2 separate regions of the Homo sapiens genome follow, and region 2 is linked to region 1. Evidence: chromatin loops called from intact Hi-C (ENCODE). Cell type or tissue: dorsolateral prefrontal cortex. All regions are shown on one strand. Each heading gives the region's core, and the rest is flanking DNA. Links, peaks and the distances in the headings are about the cores only. Region 1 overlaps CPEB2 (cytoplasmic polyadenylation element binding protein 2). Region 2 overlaps C1QTNF7-AS1 (C1QTNF7 antisense RNA 1).

Region 1 (10,310 bases), core at 3,424-8,423:
CACAGTTTCTAGTCAGAATATTAGAATCATCCTGTTTTTGTTTTTTGTAGCTATGGATTAGATCCTTAATAAGACGATTTGGAAACCAGAACCAAAATTGTAAAGTCGCTTGTCTTCAGGCTTTTCTCAAAGCCTTCTTATTTTTAAATAAATAAGGACACACATGTGTCAGTAATATATGTTTAACATACCTGTGCATATACACATCAACAGGTATGTTAAATAGCTCCTCATGTTGTTTTTACAACACTTCATAAGTGTTCTTCATTTTTATACAAGTTTTTCCTTTTAAAAATCATTTTCTAAATGAGTTTGAAGGACATATTGTTATTAAAAGTCTTTTTAAAAACATAAGTCACTTAGTTTTTTTCTTAATAGGTAGGTATTTCTCATAATTCTGATTAAGAGTTATAATGGAACATACTCCAGAAATTCACATAGAAATATTGGTAGGAAAGTGAATACACACACCATTGTTTAGTGTGATGGTGGCAGATTAGTTATTTCCATAACAGGGAATAGGAAATATTTCACATGGTTTAGCTTCATCTGTAGTCAGTTCTATTTTTGGTAATGTAGATACTTGGAATCTGAGAGTTGCCCAAAAAATAAGTAGAATAGCTCTTTACAGGATTCTAAAATTCCTCAGGTATGAGATAGTTGGAGAAATTTTCTAAGTGATTATATTCAAGCCAAGGAATGAAAACTTAAGATGCTATGAAATTTATACATATTTTTACCATTTTAGTATTGAGTAGCCTCAGCTAAGAACATAAACTGGCTATGATATCATTAATTTTCTCAATAGGTCAATAATTGTGACATTATGACATCATAATTTATCATTTGACTTTAAACTTGATGAAAATATTTTTATTTGCTTTGTAAATGTTCAATTCTCTACACCTATGAATGAAATTTTCCAGAGCAAATTTATACTGGATTAATACCATTAGGCTATGCCCAGGGATAAGCAGGAAGCCCTTCACATCCTGTGAAGTGTTTTGGGGACTGTTGACCATTTCTAGGCTTAATACAACTATTCACTCTTCTGTAGTCTATTCTTTTTTTTTTTTTTTTTCTTTGAGACGGAGTCTCGTTCTGTCTCCCAGGCTGGATTGCAGTGGCGCTATCTCATCTACCTGCAACCTCTGCCTCCAGGGTTCAAGCAACTCTCCTGTCTCAGCCTCATGAGTAGCTGGGACTACAGGTGCCTGCCACCACGCCCGGCTAATTTTTGTATTTTTAGTAGAGACGAGGTTTCACCATATTGGTCAGGCTGGTCTCCAACTCCTGGACTCAGGTGATCCACCCGCCTCAGCTTCCCAAAGTGCTGGGATTACAGGCATGACCACCCGTGTGTAGCTCCATAGTCTATTCTTGATCACTCTATTAAAATTTATTGCATCAGTCTGATTTTTCAGTTGATCTCCCATCACTTAGAGCTTTTTAAAAACTTTTATGTTTAGAAGACCTAGACAACAAAATACTAAGTGCTACTTTCACTCCTATCTGAGGAGAGGAGAAATAATATATAGGTCAGGTAAGCTATAAAATAGATCTGCCAGACTTTGGGGTCATTGGAGCTCAAGGATAGGTTAAGTGTGCAACAGATTACAAGCTAAATAAAGACACTACAATGGCAGCGATGCAAATGAAGTTATTTTATATGAAAGGGTCTGATATAAGCCTTATAGTGATTGACTTTTTTCTTAGAATTTAAATGACTGAGAGTTGACAAGTTTGTTTTTCCCACTTTATATTAGAGGAACTAGTGTGTTACAGACACACTTCCTTGTAGTAAAGCATTAGCATAAAATAAAAGTATATTTCATAATGTGAAATGTTTTCTTTTGATCTTTAAGTTTTATATTTTTAGGTAGACATTTCTGGCAACTTTCAGCACATATTTTTACTTAAGATTTATTCAATATTGAATTTTTTCCAGGCCTAAAAAAATCTGTGAATTTAAAATAAGATCTTAATTTTAACAGTCTTTGTTTGTTTACTGCCTTGACTTCATATATTAATTTCAGGGTAAAAATACTCATTGTGTATTCAAATTTGTGGGGAGGAGTTCTTTTAAAACAATTTGTGGATTTTATCAAACTAGTAGTTTCTTATGAAAAAGAAATTACAGTCTTTTTTTTTTCCATAGGAATTATGTCACTGCAAGTAACATAGATAGAAATGCCTATATACTTTTATGGTATTTAACATATGTACTATTCCATGATTTTGTTAATAGTAATTTGTATCTGAATCCCTCTTACCTCATAGGTAGACACATAAACAATTAGTAGATAGCTGTTATAACATATATTAAAGTGATAGAAAGCATTATTAGCTATAGTAATTTCTCTAAACAAGTTTAACATTGATTTCTTAAATCCTGTCTAATCTGTACAGGCTTCAGAGTATCAGTTTAATGGTGGTATATCTTCTCAGTCATCTGTGTCTTCTAGCACTACTTCCATGCAGGACTTGGTATAATGTAGATTGGATCTGAACAGCTATTTATTGGACTATATATGCCATACCATTCTTTATAATAAGTAGAAAAAATAAGCATTTAGTTCAAGTTGTTTCCATTCATTGGGAAAATTATTTGGGATGCTATTTACCGCAAAGTGTTGTATATTTCTGTCTTCATTAGCTGAAACAAATACTTGTGAATTTTAACACAAATGATAATGAAATGTGTGTTTCTTGTTAATTTCAGAGTTTTATATGATTCAGATGATATATATTTACCTATAAATAAAAGTCCTTTGTAGAATGGTAAAACATTTAAATCTTATATGGTGACATTGTCATTGCTCTTAAAACAAAGTAGCACTAATTTTCAGATGCCCACATAGCTTTTCGTATCAGAAATATTTGTATATGTGGGCTTATTTTTAGTTCTGACATTTTACAATTTGTGCTTTGTTTACATGCAGCAAGGAGTTATGGGCGAAGACGAGGTAATTCATTTCTGTTTGCTATGGTATAATTGTTTCTAATGGGGTTTACTGATCAATGTTGTAATTAATTACTCTAGATTTTTCATGCAATATCTGAAAACTCACACAATTGTATTTTGATTTGAGCACTTGTCGAAGTTTTTAATTTTAAATCTCCTAACCTTTGAACTGTATTTTTATACTAATTGTGGTTATTTAATAAATTTTCCCCTTTTAAACTGCTGAGATTTAACTCTAGTTTTTAAAGTTACTTCTGTATCTCTTAAAATAAAGCTGCTGTTTATGGTTTGTCTGCTTAAATATGTTTAATATTAGTGAAGTTAGCATGAAGTATGATTTTTCTGCTCTCTAAATGTGTAACTGTCATATTTATGATGTATAATTTACAGCTCTAGATTGTTAGTTTTATGTTGACCCAGTTGAAAATAACACACACCAAATAGATTATTTTTAACAGTGATTTATAGAAATCATGTTGCTTATATTTCTCTGTTTTCTAAGAATATAACCCCTTCTTTCCCTTTCTGTCTCTCACACACACACACAAACACATACCTTCTCCCCTTTCCTTTTTCCTTTCCCTCCCCCACAAAAGTATTCCCCACAGAGTTCTTGTGTGGTATCCTAAGGAAAGAGGACTATGTGATGCAAGACTATTATTGAACTTCCTAGGAAAGTAGCTGATGTTTTCTGTGGCTAAAACTTTGCTTCTCCCTTTTCCATGTGCAGACTAGTAGATGGGATGAGAGGAAGCAAAAGTATGCTACTAGATTGTTCTTTAAATGAGCAATAATCATGATGTTTATATTGTTAGGCTTATTCCAAGTGCCACACCGAATAAAAAGAGTTTTCTTTGACCTCTAAAAATCTCCCTTAAGCCATAGAGGATAGACAGGAATAATAGTGCCCTTTGATCACTTTTTTTTTTTTTTGAGACGGAGTTTCGCTCTTGTTGCCCAGGCTGGAGTGCAGTGGCGCGATCTCGGCTCACCACAACCTCTGCTTCCCGGATTCAAGCAATTCTCCTACCTCATCCTCCCAAGTAGCTGGGATTACAGGCATGTGCCACCACACCCAGCTAAATTTTTTATTTTTAGTAGAGATGGAGTTTCTCCATGTTGGCCCGTCTGGTCTTGAATTCCTGACCTCAGGTGATCTGCCCACCTCGGCCTCCCAAAGTGCTGGGATTACAGGCATGAGCCACCTATAGACATGTGCCAGTGCTTCCATTTCTTTTCAACTAGTCATGAATGTGTGTACTTTTTAAACAACAAACAAGCAAAACCATTTGCCACGACTGACAACCAAAACTAGTATTTTATATTCTTAAGTGGTCCCAATTTTATATTTCAGATTATCTGAATTTAACTTAATTTTTTAATATGGTTTTTTCAAATGCTTGACTGAATCTTTTGGTTCTTCAGTTTTCTAACTAAAAACTTAGAGGAGACAGACACTCAAGACTTAAAAAATTGAAGCTGAACAACTTTTCTAAAAACTTAGCAAGCTGAGAAGGGGGGAGCAGTTTAGAAGTTTAGTACCTATTTTCAAATCTATGGACTAGCTTATTTCACTATGCAATTTTAGTAATGGAGCTTCAGTTCTCTGAAACACAACCCACTTACCAGTCTGTGATTTTTAGGCATTTTGAAACTATAGAGCAATTCAGAATTCTTGCCTTGTTAAACATTTTTCATCTTTTACCTGTTGTGACTTACATTTAGTCTAATTTCGTATGCTCTCATGTAAATATCATGACCTAAGAAGTTCTTAGGAACAAGGTATTAGGAAGTAATGTTATTATTTGTCTTCATCTCAGTTCAATAATTGTAGATTATGATTATATTAAGAAAAAACAAAATTTTTTTCCCTGCTTTTATATAGGAACCAGCTATCATTCCTATATATCTCTATCCCCCGTAAGCCATAAAGACTTATTCGGCTTCAGAACTGCCTTCCTGCATTGGAAGAAGGAAGACTCTCACATGGTTTTAAGGCTTCTGATAAAAGCTTCCATTACGACAGAACTGATGGTTGGCATACATATTTGGCTTAGCATAAGGGGGAGTGAATGCCTGAATTTTCATCTCAAATTATATGGCCTTAGTAAATTATGAACACTAGCAGTCTACTTTTAAAATTTTGATTGTGAGAGTCACGTGAAAGGCACACTCATTAGAAATAACTACTGAGAGATTTTATCTGAATTTTAAAGTACACTGAAACGGTAAGTAATGCAATTTTTTTAAAACCTGCATACCAAAGGAATGACTCAGAAATGGCTAGTCACCTGGTTTTCTTCCTATTTTTTACTGTTTTTTCCTATTCCATGCTAGGTATAATAAACCTCAGACTGATAACCTTTTAACCACCAAACACCCCCTTTTATATAGCCTCATGTGTTAGATTTGATCCATCAAAGAAACTGCATTTATTTAGTAATTATTTTGTGAAAAATGAGTTGCTTATCTTCTGTTCATGTCGGATGTGTCACACTGAGTTGATATAATTTTTGCTAAAAATAAGTCATGGCTCTTCTACCAGTGCAATAATGGGTGAACAGTTATTTTCACAGGACATTCTGACTTTGACTTTTGTAGTCCTGTTCAGGAAGAACTGTTTTTCTTCTTTCAGCCCAGGCACGAAACTGTTTTCATTTAAAAGATTTCTCACTTGACTACAGTCAAATCAAGTTACTACCAAAATGACTTTATGTACTTGAATTTCTTAATAATGTCAATAAGAACTTTAAATAAAGCTAGCTCCAGATATTAATTTATGAAATATACTTTAGGAATAATCAAAATGTAATTATGCTAGTAGTAGTTAAGAAAAGCAGAGATTTCTGTCCCTGCTTTTTAGTTGGAACCTACTATCACTACTGTGTATCTCTATCCCCTGGTAGCCATAAAGAGTTCTACTTTAGAGCTGCCTAGGGGGCAGCATTAGGAAGGAAAACGGTTCATATGGGGAGCTGACTTTAATATATGGAAAACTACTTATCATTTGTATTTATTTTTTATTCATTGTTTCTTCCATTCCATTCTGAGAGTGAACATACTTGTCCAGGATTGAAGTAGGATGAGGGTTGTGAAGGGAGGCGTGAAGTGTAATTTAAGTTCGATCCTTTCAACTTAAACTATTTCTATAGCACAATAAGTTCCTTTAATAAAGGATTAAAGGGCTACTGTGTTCCAAAAGGAATAAAAATATATAGAATATTTTTAGTAATATAAATAAAAACGTAGTTTAGTTAATGGTTCTAAGACCCGGAAGGCAATCCTTTTAAGCAAGGAAACCCAGAGCTTGAGTTAGTAGATTACATATGGGATGAGAAGATAGGAGAAATAATTTTAAAGGGAGACAAATGATGGAAAGGTTAATTAGAGAAGTTTGATTTATTCATAGTGTATAGTCATTCAGACTTACGTGCTATAATAAATAAGGAATTATTAATAATATAGTATACTGCTTTGAAGTTGATCCAGGATTTTCAATTTGGAACAATTGTGAAGTACCCAGGGTAACTGTACACTCCCTAATAACATCACTGCCAGATATTTTTATGATGAAATCAAGGCTGAAATCCTTGATAAATAACTTCAATAATTGTGAGAGAGTGGGCAAGATCTCTGAAGCATGAAAAAAAAGCTGGGGTAACACTAATACAGGGGTCAGGAAACCATGGCCCGCAGGCCAAGGCTTCTGTTTTTGTAAACAAAGTTTTATTGAAATGCAGCCAGTATTTATTCATTGACTTTTGTCTGGCTGCCTTGAAACTACAATGATAGCACAGTTGAGTAATTCCAACAGAAAATGTCTGGTCTTCAAAATGTAAAATATTATATTTAATACTGACCCTTTAAAGAAAAAAATTTGCTGACCTCCCTTTCCTAACCTTTAAGAGACTGGTAGTGTCTGCTCTACACCTATACCCAGCAATATGAATTTTTATAGAAAACAAATTTTAGTAAACCTAATTTTAAAGCATATATATCTAGAAATTAAATAAAATTTACAAAGACATATAAGGTCATAGATTATAAATTTTTTAAGTAAATTATCTTCTTTATCCTTAATGAGAAAGGTACAAACCTATTGGAGCAAAACATTTTTAAGCCGTTAGTGTGTACATTATGGTGCCTTTCTCAGTTATTTGCAGAATCATACCCGAGTGTATTTGATTAAACAGATAATGCTGAAAATAGATCAATCTGAAATATACTTCTGTTGTTTTGATAGTTTTTTAAATTAATGTTTGGTAACATTAGCATAGCGCCCAGTGTCAGAGTTAGTAACCACCTATAACTTCTCTAACATACATGGATGTGTGCCGCACATACACCTACACACACACGGAGACCAGAGACCATAGGGGATAGCCATTATTCTCGTTTTGCTCTTCCTTCTCTTATTACTTCATTCATCTATAATCTTTATTATAACTACTATTTTGCCTTTAAAATTATACATTTTAGGTAGCAAACTTAATGTAAGCTATTATACTTGCATTTGTAGGTAGGGTTCTTGAACTCATAGTTAAGAATATCTCCTGTTTTCTGTATTTTACCTTAATATGGCCTTTGGAATATTTCTCTGTGCTTTTGGCTAAGCAAATATCTTCTACCGAAGGAAGGCTTTTTCCCTCTACTTCTTTTTCTCCTCTATCCTTTTCTGTCTATAACTATCTCATTCTTTGTAAATCATTCTCTTTTAAAGAACCTTTAATTAGAATCTCACTCCAGCCTGGGTTATAATTAATCTTCTCTGCTTCTAAATTCTCAGATGTTTTATCTGTATTTTCTATTACAAAACTTCAATTTGCCTTTCATTCATATGTATGTATCAGTGCTTATGTACATAAATATCTGTCATAAATACCTGTACATATGTGTGTATATATACACATATTCATACATATTATATATATATGAGCGTATATACATTTTAATTTAGACTCATGGGAGTAGCATTTTTGTGTAACGGTTTATTCTTGTTGCCTTGTAGTAGGGTCAATAATTTTGATTTGGGTTTCTTTCATAACAATGCAGAGAAATGAAGTGTTTGGAGTCAAGATCAAGTGATAATTTCTAAAATCAAAAAGCAGAAGACCATAAGCAAAAAAAATCTGCCACCTTAAACAATGCAAAACTGTAGTTTTAAATTGTTTTGAGTATAGGGTTTGCAAATTAATATCTTTAGGGTTCTCTTACTGATTTTAACGGCAAGGAAATATTACCTTTAAGATTATTTATCTGGTGAAATAAAAAACACATCTAACTCTTGTGGTAAGAGCCTTAGGAATAACCATATCAGCTCTTCTTTTAAAAGAAAAAAATAATTTCATAAGTAATTACTTTTAAATATTTATAAGTATCAGTCTCAAGTAAAAGAGAAATGATTAGCTTTTTGTACGGAAATTGTATAGAAAGGAAATTACAATTAGTAGTTTTTATCAGTTATTTCTTATTGGTGAATAACATTTTATTGTATGAATTTGTTTATCCATTTTCCTATTGATAGATGTTTGAGTTATACATTTGGTACTTGTTATGAATAAACCTTCCATGAATATTTTTGTACCTTTTTGTATGTGGGTGGACATGAGCACTCGTTTCTCTTGGATGTATAAGTAAAAGTGGAATTACTAGTTCATAGAGCAAGTATATGTTCAACTTTATTAGAAACTGCCAAATAGTTTCCAGTTTTATACCCCAGTAGAGTATGAGACTGTGTTGGCCTTTTTTTTTTGAGATGGAGTTTTGCTCGTGCTGCCCAGGCAGGCTGGAGTGCAATGGCCCGATCTCGGCTCACTGCAACCTCCACCTCCTAGGTTGAAGCGATTCTTCTGCCTCAGCCTTCTGAGTAGTTGGGATTACAGACATGCGCCACCACACCCGGCTAATTTTTATATTTTTAGTAGAGACGGGGTTTCACGATGTTGGCCAGGCTGGTCTCAAACTCCTCACCTCAGGTGATCTGCCTGCCTCAGCCTCCCAAAGTGCTGGGATTACAGGCATGAGCCATCGCGCCTGGCCAAGTGTTGGCTTTTTAATTTTATCCATTCTGGTGGTGTGTAGTCCCTCACTGTGGCTCTAATTTGCAGTTTCCTGATGACTAAGGATGACATCTAAGCACCTTTTCATGTGCTTCTAACCCATTCCATTGTATTCTTCTGTAAAGTTCCATTACAAGTCTTTTGCTCATTTTTAATTGGGTCATTTTTCTTCATTTATGGGAGTTCTTTATATATTTTGTCCTATTTTCCAGTAGCGTATTGCTTGCCATCCACTTTTTAACAGTATCTTTGATAAGCAGAAAAATGTCTAAATTTTAATAAAAATCCAATTATTTTCATTCACCATTAGTGTCATTTAGTCCCAAGAAATTATCACTACCCACAAGGTTATGAAGAAATTCTAGTTTCGTTGTTTTAACTTTTGCATTTAAGTCTGTGATCCTTCTTGGATTTATTTTTCAGTATGGTGTGATACAAGGATCAAATTTATTTTTCCCCCTCCAACTAGAAATCCATTTATTGAAAAGATTTACTTTTCCACATTGAACTGTATTGGTACCTTTGAAAAACATCAAGTGACTGTACATGTATAGGCCCATTTCTAGACTCTATTATGTTCCATTTATCTGTCTAATATCAGTTTTACAGTCTCAATAACTATAGCTAACTAGTGAGTCTTGAAACTTGGTAGTGTAAATCCTCCAACTTTGGCTTTTTGTTTGTTTGTTTTGTACGCTCTCCTTGATTGTTCGTAGGCCTTTGATTTATCATAAATTTTAGAACTGGCTTGTGAATTTCTAGAAGACAGTGTGCTGAGATTTTGGATGGATTGTATCCAGTCTGTAGATTGGATAATTTGGAAAGAATTTACATCTAACATGGTTTCTTCTGTTTATTCATTTATTTCATATTTTTAACATTTTTCCACAGCAAATTTTTGTCATTTTCGGTGTAAAAGTCTTACATATCTTGTGTTAAGTTTATTTGTCAGTATTTGGTGGGTTTGGATGAGGTATGGAAATGATATTTAAAATTTTTCCCAGTTTATTACTAGCATTTAGAAATAATTTGGTTTTTGTAAATTGAATTTGCATTTCTTCCCTAGATAAATACAATTATTTCTACTAGTTTGATTTCTTCGAATTTTACATGTACAATTATGTCTATACTAAGTAATTTTATTTTTCTTTGCCAGTGTTCATGACTTTAAATTATTTTTTTCATCTTCTTTGATTTGTTGTACCTCCAGTAGTACAATGCTGAGTAGAAATAGAGTGAACATCCTTCCAAACCTTCAAGAGAAACCATTTGATAATTTATTATTA
Region 2 (10,310 bases), core at 3,130-8,129, 100 kb after region 1:
GGCCACATCACTTACATTGCTTCCGCACAGTCTATGACATTAACTTGGTGGTCTCACTTCATCACTGTGAATCTCTCTCATCCTCAGTAGAATGATGCTACACATCTTAACTCCCAGGAATGTGTGGTGAGCAAATAAAAGCCATAGTTTGAAAACCCTGAAGTGCTCTATAAACATGGAATGATATCTGTATGTTCTGGTAACCTGAGCAGGAAACAACTTCTGCAATATTGTAAATGTGTGCTTTATGTTCCTTTAGGGAGCAGGTAGAGTATAATGGTTAGTTAAAATATCTGTGGTAAATTAGACTTACCACAAGATTCCACATGTGAATTGGCACAAAGTGGCACATGGTGATAAACATGTAAATCTGAAGTTGTCTATTGGTTATGTGAATTTTTTCATAGTCTTTCTAAAGTCTTGCAGGAATTATTTTAAAAGCAGAATAAAGTGATAAGAGGACATTTCTTGCCACTATAAAATAAGGTAGAACAGGGAAAACATAATAATACATTAAAAAATGGAGTTTCTAATCACTTACTATGTGTTTGTCACTGTGCTAAGTACTCTATATGATTTTCTCAGTTAAATTGCATGCCACCCTGTCAGTTTTTCTCATTTTATAGTGGAGTAAACTGAGGCTCACAGAAGTTACATATCTAACCCCAAATCATAGCACCATTAGGTGAAAGGGCACGTCTACAGTAAAGTTGGCTTTCTAAAAACGAATACGTAGTCTTTAATACTTTTCAATACCAAAACTATAGTCAAATTTTCCCTTTTTCCTCAACAGTATCTCTTTTAAGTTGGCTTAAACAAATCACATAAGAATATAGAATTTAAACTGAGATTCTAAATGGCAAGAAAGAGGAGGCACAAGACATAAGAAAAGGCCACCAAAACCCCAGGAGAAGCCAGCAGCAAGGCCTGAGGTGGGTGCTCATTTGGTGTGTGTGGCACCAAAAGAAGGCCATTGTAGCTCCAGCACAGTTTACAGAAACCTGACCCACAGTGAAAAATGTAAACACTAAAGCCAGAAGCCATTAGTTCTTTATGATGAGAATATAATCAGTATTACAAATAGCTTAAGGTCAAGGTCAAAGATACTGGCATGGATAATAAAGGGATACAAAAGTGCAGAAGAGGAAGACAATGGCATGAGCCTTGGAGAGACTTCCAAGAAGTAAGACTTCTAAGTAAATCTTTCAAGAAAGACTTCCTAGATGGGGTCTTGAAGTTGTACAAGACCTTTAATTCAGTTCTGCCACCATCTGTTTATGCAGAGGATCTAAACTTCATTACTTTGACAGTTCTGGCAAGTCAAGTAAATGAGTAAAGGAGACTGAGGGTAAACAGATTCTCCCTAGAGCCTCCCATAGGGCGAATGTCCCCATCAACACCTTGATTTTGAATTCCTGATCTCCAGAATTGTGAGAGAATACATTTCTGTAGCTTTAAGCCAGCATGTCTGTGATCACTTGTTATGGCAGCTATGAGGAACTAATACATCCTCCTTCACAGTGTTGTGTGGATTAAATGGCACATGGTAAGGACTAGGTGAAGGTTAAATCTTCTCTTCATCTATTTCTCTTCTGTGAAATGATATGAATACCACTGACCTGGAGGCCTAGCTGGTCATGTGCAGAAGAGGATTTTTGCTGAAGGTAAGAAACATCTGCCTCAGGCTACTCTCTTGCATGGTCCCCTTAAAAGATATTCCTCATGTCATCTGTTTTTGCAGAAATTGCAAAAGTGCAATATCTTAGTACTTTTTATCCCAGAGAACCTCCCAAGCTATACAAGCCTCTGGCTTCACAAGCTGGATCTGGCTTTGGTTGCTGGTTGTGTGGACTAAAAGTCTGCAATCCTCAGTAGGTTATCAAATAGATACGCACCGTGTACCTCTTATGTGCAAGGCATTGCAAGGCTACCTGGAAATGGAGAGAAGAGAAAGGAAACGCGGTTCTTCAAATCCACTGTAACTTCTGCCCCATCTCTAAAAAGTGGGACTTGTTTATATCCTGCCTCATTCCACCAAAGATTTGACGTGCTTACAGGAAACAAGCTCAATAAAACTATAAACCTCAAAAAAAATTGAAGTCAGTAAAAATACTAGAGATAGGACAGAGGCTTTGTGGATGAGGCCAGTTACCTTGGCCCTATTGTCTGTGAGGGTGAACAGGAAATCAGCAAGGTTGGGAATGATACTACAGAGAACAAGAGCACTACGGTCACTGACAGGTCCACAGCAGCTGGAGTGTCACTCAGAGGGACACACTGCAGTCACCAGATCAGCAAAGTGGTCCAGGGCAAGGGCACATAGACTGCAGATACCTTGCTATAGAACTTGGACTTCACCTGTTAGCAACTGGGAGCCACCCAGGTGTCTGTGAGCATGGTGGTGATGTGAGGTCACTCAAGACTATTTATGCGATGTGATTTCAGGCTACTCAGATGTCCTCAGTCCTGCATTTATGCCTTTTCCTATATCTGATTGTCTGTCTGCATCTGGCAACAGATCCTTCTCTCCTAGCTTCTAAGGGATCACATGACCCAAGATTGGCCATTTTTGTCTCTTGGGAATTTGAATATTGAGGCACACAGATGTGGCCAAAATGGACGGTAGAGCTGTGTACTGTGGTCGCAGTTGCAGGAGAGAAGATTCACCTATCCTTACTGCCAAGGCCCCCAGAGCCACACGGCTCATGTCTTTCCTGAATCTTAGTTGTTGATTCCTTACTTCTGTGGGATTCCCCTGTTGTGTTTGGCCATTTTTGCATTGCTATAAAGAAACATCTGAGGCTGCGTAATTTATAAAGAACAGAGGTTTATTTGGCTCTTGGTTCTGCAGGCTTTACAAGATGCACGGTGCTGGCATCTGCTCAGGGAGCTTACCATCATGGTGGAAGTTGAAGGCGCAGTGGGCATGTCACATGGTGAGAGCAGGAGTAAAAGAGAGATAAGAGCGAGGTCCAAGACTGTTTTAAACAACCAGAACTAACTGAGCGAGTACTCACTTATCACCAAGGGGATGGCGCTAAACCATTCATGAGGGATTCGTTCCCAGGGTACAGTCTCCTCCCACCAAACCTCACCTCCAACACGGGGAACACGTCAACAGGAGATTTTGAGGAGACAAAGATCCAAACCATGTTACCTGTGTTCTTCAAACAGATTCATTTTGTGTTCAAGTTAGTTGGAAGTAATTTCTGTTACTTGCAATCAATACTTGGCAGCTGTAACCCAAATCCTAACTGCGAATTTCTTCATTTCTCCATACAACTGCCTAATACAGTCTATTTATTAGCTTTAGATTTTATCCCTTAGAAGTAGGCAAAATGACTCTGGGAAGAGAAGATTGTGGATTCTAAGAAGCCATTTACGTGTTAGCATGAATTAACATTATCCTTTCTTGAAGAAGTATTTTGAAAGTGCGGAAAATAAAGGGTGGGAAGAGTGTATCATTGGGCAAGAAAGAGGAAACTGAAGTTCTGGGGAACCACTTTAACAGATTCTAGAGTTCTATCTCATGTTAAACTCATATTCCTCTTACTGTTCTCTCTCTCATTTCCCGACTCCTGACAACCCCAGTTCTTTTCAGCCTACTGGACATCTCTAAGAAATTCTGGGACCTGTGGGGCCGGTGGCTCAAACCTGTAATCCCAGCTCTTTGGGAGGCCGAGGCAGGCAGATCACGAGGTCAGGAGATCGAGACCATCCTGGCTGACACAGTGAAACACTGTGTCTACTAAAAATACGAAAAATTAGCTGGGCGTGGCGGCGGGCACCTGTAGTCCCAGCTACTCGGGAGGCTGAGGCAGGAGAATGGCGTGAACCCGGGAGGCGGAGCTTGTAGTGAGCCAAGATCACACCACTGCACTCCAGCCTGGGAAACATGCAGGACTCCGTCTCAAAAAAAAAAAAAAAAAGAAAAAAGAAATTCTGGGATCTGTTGATGGTCACTAAGAGAAGGCTACATTTTAAATAATTTAGACTCTTCCATTAACAGGACCCACAGCTCTCTTTTCTCTGCAAGTGGCCATGAGGCATATGCATGGACACTCCCAGGTACAGAAAGCAGCTGTCCCTCTCAGCAGTCAATCCCTTTGAAGATTAGTATTTACATGAAGCTAAATTCAACTTCATGGATGATTTACCTATTGACTAGAAGTTTTTCTTCTAAAATCAACCTGCTTTATTGTCAACATATAGTCCTTCAAACACTGGAAAACAGTTATTGAGGGTGCATAAAGATTTCACTGAGCAAAATGTATCTAGGCCTCACAGGCACACATTTAGATTTGTTGATGCGCTTCCCATGCTGGGTTATTTCTCCATCTTGTAATTGTCTCTTTGCAAATGTAAGGCCAGAACTGGGCAGAGAATGAACTCCAGATATGATCAAATCAATGCAGAAGAATGCAGGCCTATCACTTCCCTTGATCTGGAACTTAAACTTCTGTGAGATTGTATAACATTTTGTTAGCTTTCTAAATCATTGGTTTGTTGCAAACTCAGTTTATTCAGAAGAAAGATAACGATGGAGTTAAGAATGGAAAGTAGAAAGAAGTCATAGAGGTTTATCTGCTTGCTAAGGTATTTTGACTTTTACCTATTGATGATGAAAAGCATGCCTGTAGCTAGAACAGGTCACATATGTTCTAAGTGCTATATTTTCAATTCAGTGTTTGAACCCAAATATAGGACTTCTCTTTTGCCCTACTTGTCCTGGATTGGGGCTGCTCCCTATGTAGTTTGACCCAGTGGGAGCTCCTTGCTAGGGAGGGGCTGGATCCTGAAGGATGTTGTCTTCCTTCCTCCAAGGAGATTTCCATTTCTTATTTTTAAGCATAACTCTCTACCCCCACCTCGACCCCCGCCTGCCTTATGAAGTATCTGGAGAAGATAGTGGTTGATTATATCAAGAAATGTGAGGTCAGAGAAGCGGCCATTGGATCTGGCAAGGTCAAGGTCATTAGTGACCTTGAACAGAGACATTCCTGTGGAGTGAAGGGAAATGAAACCTCTCTATTTCCACCACCACCAGATTGACTTGGACACTTCTCATCTAACTCCTGGGTGACCTCCCCCTCCTAATCTCCCTCATCAACCCATCCTCACATCACCACCATCTTGGGCACAGGCCCAGACATAATTGTTTCCTACTTACATCTTTGGTGCTGCATTTTCTTGATGACAAGGCCCTTCACAATCAAGTCCCCACAACGTTTCTTGCACTGTCTCTGACACCCAGTATTCTAGTTACTCTGGACTATTTCTTATTTCTCAAGTCGTGTGCCTGCTACCTCTGTGGTTTGATCATTTAGTTCCTTTCTGCAGCAGGTAGTTTTTCTAAGACTTTGCTCATGGAGCCATCTGGAATCTCCCCAAACTCCCCCTGCCTCTCCCTCTTCTGTTTACCTGGCAGAGTAGGGGAGAGGTGGCAAGCTGAGAGATAGGGGAACTTCACTTCTAATTCTGGCTCTGCCACTAATAGGCTTGGTGACTTGAGTAAAGCCTTTCTCTGCTCTGGGTACCGATGTCCCACTCTCTGAAATGAGGGGGTTTGACTGCAATGGTTTTAAGGGCCCTTTCATCTGGAATATGCTCTGATTCCAAGGACAGTGGTATAGATTACACACGGGACACCTACCACCAAAACTGTAGAAAGAGAGGCTATTAAACCCTGTTAATTAGAAGCTAACCTGGTCTTTGGTTAAATGGGAAAGAAGGTGATGGTGGGGGCTTCTACGGGGAACCTGCTTTGCTGGCTGGTTTTCCACGCCTAGGTCTGGGGCACAGCATCTGACAGGTAAACTTGGCCAATGTTCAGGATTGGCCAGTGGACCCTCACTGAGCCGGCATGGCCAGTTCCAGGTTTCAAATACTTCTTCAAATGTCCAAAGCTTTGGGGCCTGAAATAGAATTTTCTTTTAAACCATTGTTATATGACGGTAGAAGTGTTCCTCACTTCGAGATGCTTAGTGATGACTAGTTTTATTTTTATACCCACCATTTCCTCTTGAAGAAATTAAACAAATAAACAGATGCCACCCTCTCTCCCTCTTCTCTTTTTTGGCTTAGGTCCTCCGACAATGCAGTGCTTTCTGCACCATCTGCTGGCTCTGCAAAGGTAATTAACAAAGGCACACTATTCCCAGATGAGGCTGGTTTATAAAGGACAAACCATGCTAGGAAAACGGAGAGGAACAAAGTAAGATCGTAGCAGACAGGCAAGGCTGCTGCAGTCCTGACTGCCAGTGGAGTGTGTTGTTAGAGCTTCTTGTCAAATTATAACTCCTAAAAATGAATTCAAACAGATTTAACCAAGGACATGGAATTTCACCCCTGCTGGGAGCCCTAAAGAAAGGGTGAGGAAAATTGTAGGGTGTCCAGTATTTTCTGACTCCCAGATCTTATTTTCTATATTTAATGTAATTTTTAAAGAAGGAGATATAAAAACTAACGTCAATGGAAGCTCAAAGTGAAAGATTGTGTGGGACGTTGGACTTTGGATCAGAGGCAGGCAGATTCTGTCATTCACCAACTCTCTGACCTTCAACATGTTATTCAACACCCCCCACCACCCCGAGCCTAATCCCCATACCTGTAGGTTGGGAACAATAATAACCCGAAACCTTCAGGGCCATTGTAATAATCAGTGAAACAATAAATTTGAGTCCGAAATCGTACCCAGTGCCAGGCTAGTACCAAGCCCATCCTAAGTAGTAGTTGTTAACATTCTCTTCGTCAGGTAAGGATCGTCATGACAGATGGCCTAATCCACCCTTAGCGGCAGGGAAGCAATAACCCTTCTAACAAAATTCACGTTCTAAAAGGAGCAGAAACACTGGAAATAAAATGAAAGAATAGAGGGGTTGACTTTAACAAAGAAAAGTAAGACCTAAAAATGTGTTCGGGGGAAGAAGGCATAATTATAGACTACACATATTCAAAACACATAAATCCCAACAAAGTAAGGGTTCATTCAGATTAAGATTTAGGGGTTTAAATAGGCCTATGTGGTGGAAACGTAAAAAGTGAAAACAATGAAAAACAAAAAGATAGGTTGTAATAAGATTAAAATATAAATTGCAGGAGCAGAAAACTGTCTTCTTGAGAAGGAGGATGTCCTTACTTGGCACGTTTAAAGTTAGATAGGACCAAATGGAAGATGGTTCTTAGCCATCTTATAGAGGCTCTTAGAAGACAGAGAGTGCCGTGATGATGATGATGTTATTGATGATGATCACAACAATGATGGTGATAATGACAGTGATTGCTTTTTTGTTCTCTTTGCTGGTGTGGTCTGGACTCAAGGAACCTGCTTCTGGTTTCCCAGAGAAAAACATCCCAGATAGTGCTGTTTTATGAGAGTCCCAGGCTCCTAAAGGCAGTCAGAAGGTTGGTGTTTGTTTTCTGACAGCAACAAAAGGTGTCTGAGTCAGTAAAATGATGACAGCTGTCAACAGTGCATAGTCCCCTCACCAATGGCTGGAGCTCGATGTTTGTGAAGCAAGTGAATCTTAGTAAATATCAAATTAACCCACACTTGCCACTGGTGCCAGAGCTCTTAAAATGTCAACGTGCCAAGGGACACCTGGCTCATTGCCCTAACCAGCGGCCGGCAGCCCAACCTAGAGGAACAAAAGACACGGCGATCCTGGTTTATTTGGGAGACTTTATCTTCTTCATACTCAACAGGCTTCAATATTGACATTCTCCCTGGTGATGGCTGGGAATCCAAGTCACAATGGCCTAATGCATCCAATTTTTCCTTCGAAATCCAGCTCAGATACTGCCAATCTGTGACGTGTTCCTAAAGACTGTTACCAGCGACAGAGAGTTAAATGCTCCTCCCTTTGTCCCATGTTATGTCAGGGACATCCTGGTATCATCATTCATCAGATCAACTTTCTCCTACTACAACTCACAATTATAGTAGACAGTAACAGGTATGGGTTGATTAGCTGGGCATATGTTGATTCAGAGAGGCTTTTTATAAGAGGAAACCTTTGATTTTAAGACATGAGTAGGGTTTTCCTAAATTGATGAAAGAAAAAATGGAATTCCAGCATACAGACCATCTTGCACCATTGGCACCCCTCCCTGCCCCCGTGGAAACCAGGGCTCTCGGTGTACTTGCCCTTTCTGAAACATCCCTGGCTGTTTCCTGTCTCCCTGATTTCCTGTGTTGTTACCTGCGCTTGAACTGCCCTTTCTGCTTATGTCTACAGGAAAAAGAAAAGCTTGCCGCAAGTCTCTTCTCCTCCACAAAACCTTTGCAGACCTTTGTAGGCAGAGATGACTACTCCTCCCTCATGACCGTATCTGCATTCCAGTAAAAATAATGATGGGTTCTTTGGGGCTTCATATATACAGTATTGGTATATATCTGAAATATACATTTGTGAAATATGTATGCCAAATATAAATAGATAGATAAAATCTCATTCAATTCTTACAGCAACTCTGCATTATTATCCCCATTTACCCCCAAGCTTCCTGAACAGAGGCTTGGAGAGTTTAAGCAAGATTATTCAGCTCCTAAGTTTGGACCAAGACTCAAATTATTGCCTCCTCTTTCAGACACTACAAAAGGCTTTCTATAGTATAATGCCTATGCCCTCCGATTCATATACCTAACTGCCTCCCCTTCTATCAGGGCCTGGCTCTGAGTTGAAATCCAGTGCACATCTGTTGAATGGAATTGATTTGAAGAGAGCTGGCAATTAGAAGACTTGGAAGATGGCTCTCAGATGATGGGACAAGGTGCTTCAGAATGAAAGATGAATTAGGGAAGCAGGCACCAATTAGCAGAGGATGCTACAGCCTATGATAAGGAGCTTTAATTTGATAGGAGACAATTGGGAGCCATTCATCCTGCAGCTCAGAGAAAGCCATTGACAAGCCCCTAATGACACTCAGGGGCCTTTGAAACCTTTAATTGCTAACGGCAATTTTGCTATTTCCGTGTAGAAGTGACACAGGAGGATGAGCTCGCAGCCGCCATATGCACCCAGGCTGCACTGCCCACAGCAAGGTCACTGTAGGAGCATCCCTCCTCTCCTCTGTGCACAGCAGAAACACTGCAAGTGAGCCCAGGTCACTTTCCTTATGTGTCCCTGAACCCCAGGTAAAGGCCCCCCTGCCTCCCATATCCCCATGCCTTACTTACATGGCTCTTGGGTTATAAGGAGCCCTCATATCACTGTTTCTCTTCTGCAACTTCTGCTCCCCACCTTTGCCCCACTAGTTAACCCCCAGGTCTCCATCCAAAGAAAGGATTCACAGCTTCCAGAATTTCAGTTCCAGTGAGGCAAAATGCTGCTCTTCCTCTCCCATCACCACTTTAAAACACCACCAGGTCAAGACCAGTGTGGAAAAGGGGGAAGGAGGCTATGAAATCCTGCTGATAGAGAAGTCATGGGGGACTGTTTTGTGTTTTTATCTTTTATTTTTCCAAGTTTTGGATCCCTTCCCTTCTTCCATCTGGCACAAAAGCACTTGGAGGCCAGTATCTGGACCTGGCCTTCAAAAGCCAGTGAGTGTCAACAGGAGAACGGATTCCAGACGCACGGGACAATGGCCTTTTCAAGGCACAGAATGCTGCTCAGTATTGTACGGTTTGCATGTGATGCAGCTTCTTGAATGCACACAAACACTCCCATTTTCACCAGCTCCATGATGGTGACTTATTTACTGCTGAAGATCCCAGGGCCGATTCAAACTGCAAACATCTATCCCCACCCCAAAAGGGAAGAAAAAAAAAAAAACCTGACAACAACAAAAAGCCACATATGAAAAAGGAAAAGCCAACCAGTGTGCGACTGTGGGACTGGAACTCTGAAGTGGGCACCAGGTGCATTAATTACACTTGATTGCGTGTTGGTTTATGACTGCAGTCACTTGTGTGCTATGTTCTTGCCCCGCAGCATCTGTGCCGAAGGATGTCCTTGATATTTCACTAAGCAAGATGAATATTGGCCAGATGGTGACTTCACAAGGACATAATTCACATAGCATTTTCCTGCCCCGACACAGATTTCTGTGAAGGAATCTTGAATGCCACGCTGAACAAAACAGAACAAGAAAACTCAATGCCCCGAGAAGGCTCAGTCGTCGTAAGTTGAAGATTAATGGTCTCCACAGTGATGCCGACAGCAGCCCAAATGGCAGCCGGATCCCAGGCTCATGCTGCAGATCTTGCCAACCCATCTCTCTGTCGCTTGCAGAGTGAGCTGACATCATCTGAGGCATCTCCAATTCACTTGAGGGGGGAAGGGCACTCCCTGGGCCCCAAAAACACA

The links. Peaks named below come from ENCODE experiments on the same cell type or tissue, not always from the same donor. Only the 100,000 strongest peaks of a DNase experiment are listed, where the experiment ranks them.
Region 2: a loop joins it to region 1, with 6 times the contacts of the local background. A loop is called at or near these places in 4 of 110 quality-filtered maps.

Annotation. Positions count from the first base shown.
Region 1 is chr4:15,037,522-15,047,831 of GRCh38, forward strand. It overlaps CPEB2 (cytoplasmic polyadenylation element binding protein 2), which reads left to right. Exons shown (of 12, transcript NM_001177382.2): 6 at 2,943-2,966. All of the region lies in intron 2 of C1QTNF7-AS1 (C1QTNF7 antisense RNA 1), which reads right to left. Among named protein-coding and RNA genes, the nearest start is that of CPEB2, 40 kb to the left of the region's middle. In dorsolateral prefrontal cortex, for the core only: CTCF peaks have their summits at 5,918 and 6,143; no DNase peak of the experiment used is centred there; H3K4me3 peaks cover 1,210 bases; H3K27ac peaks cover 5,000 bases.
Region 2 is chr4:15,138,320-15,148,629 of GRCh38, forward strand. All of the region lies in intron 2 of C1QTNF7-AS1 (C1QTNF7 antisense RNA 1), which reads right to left. Among named protein-coding and RNA genes, the nearest start is that of CPEB2, 140 kb to the left of the region's middle. In dorsolateral prefrontal cortex, for the core only: CTCF peaks have their summits at 6,145 (motif pointing left) and 6,348; no DNase peak of the experiment used is centred there; H3K4me3 peaks cover 508 bases; H3K27ac peaks cover 3,637 bases.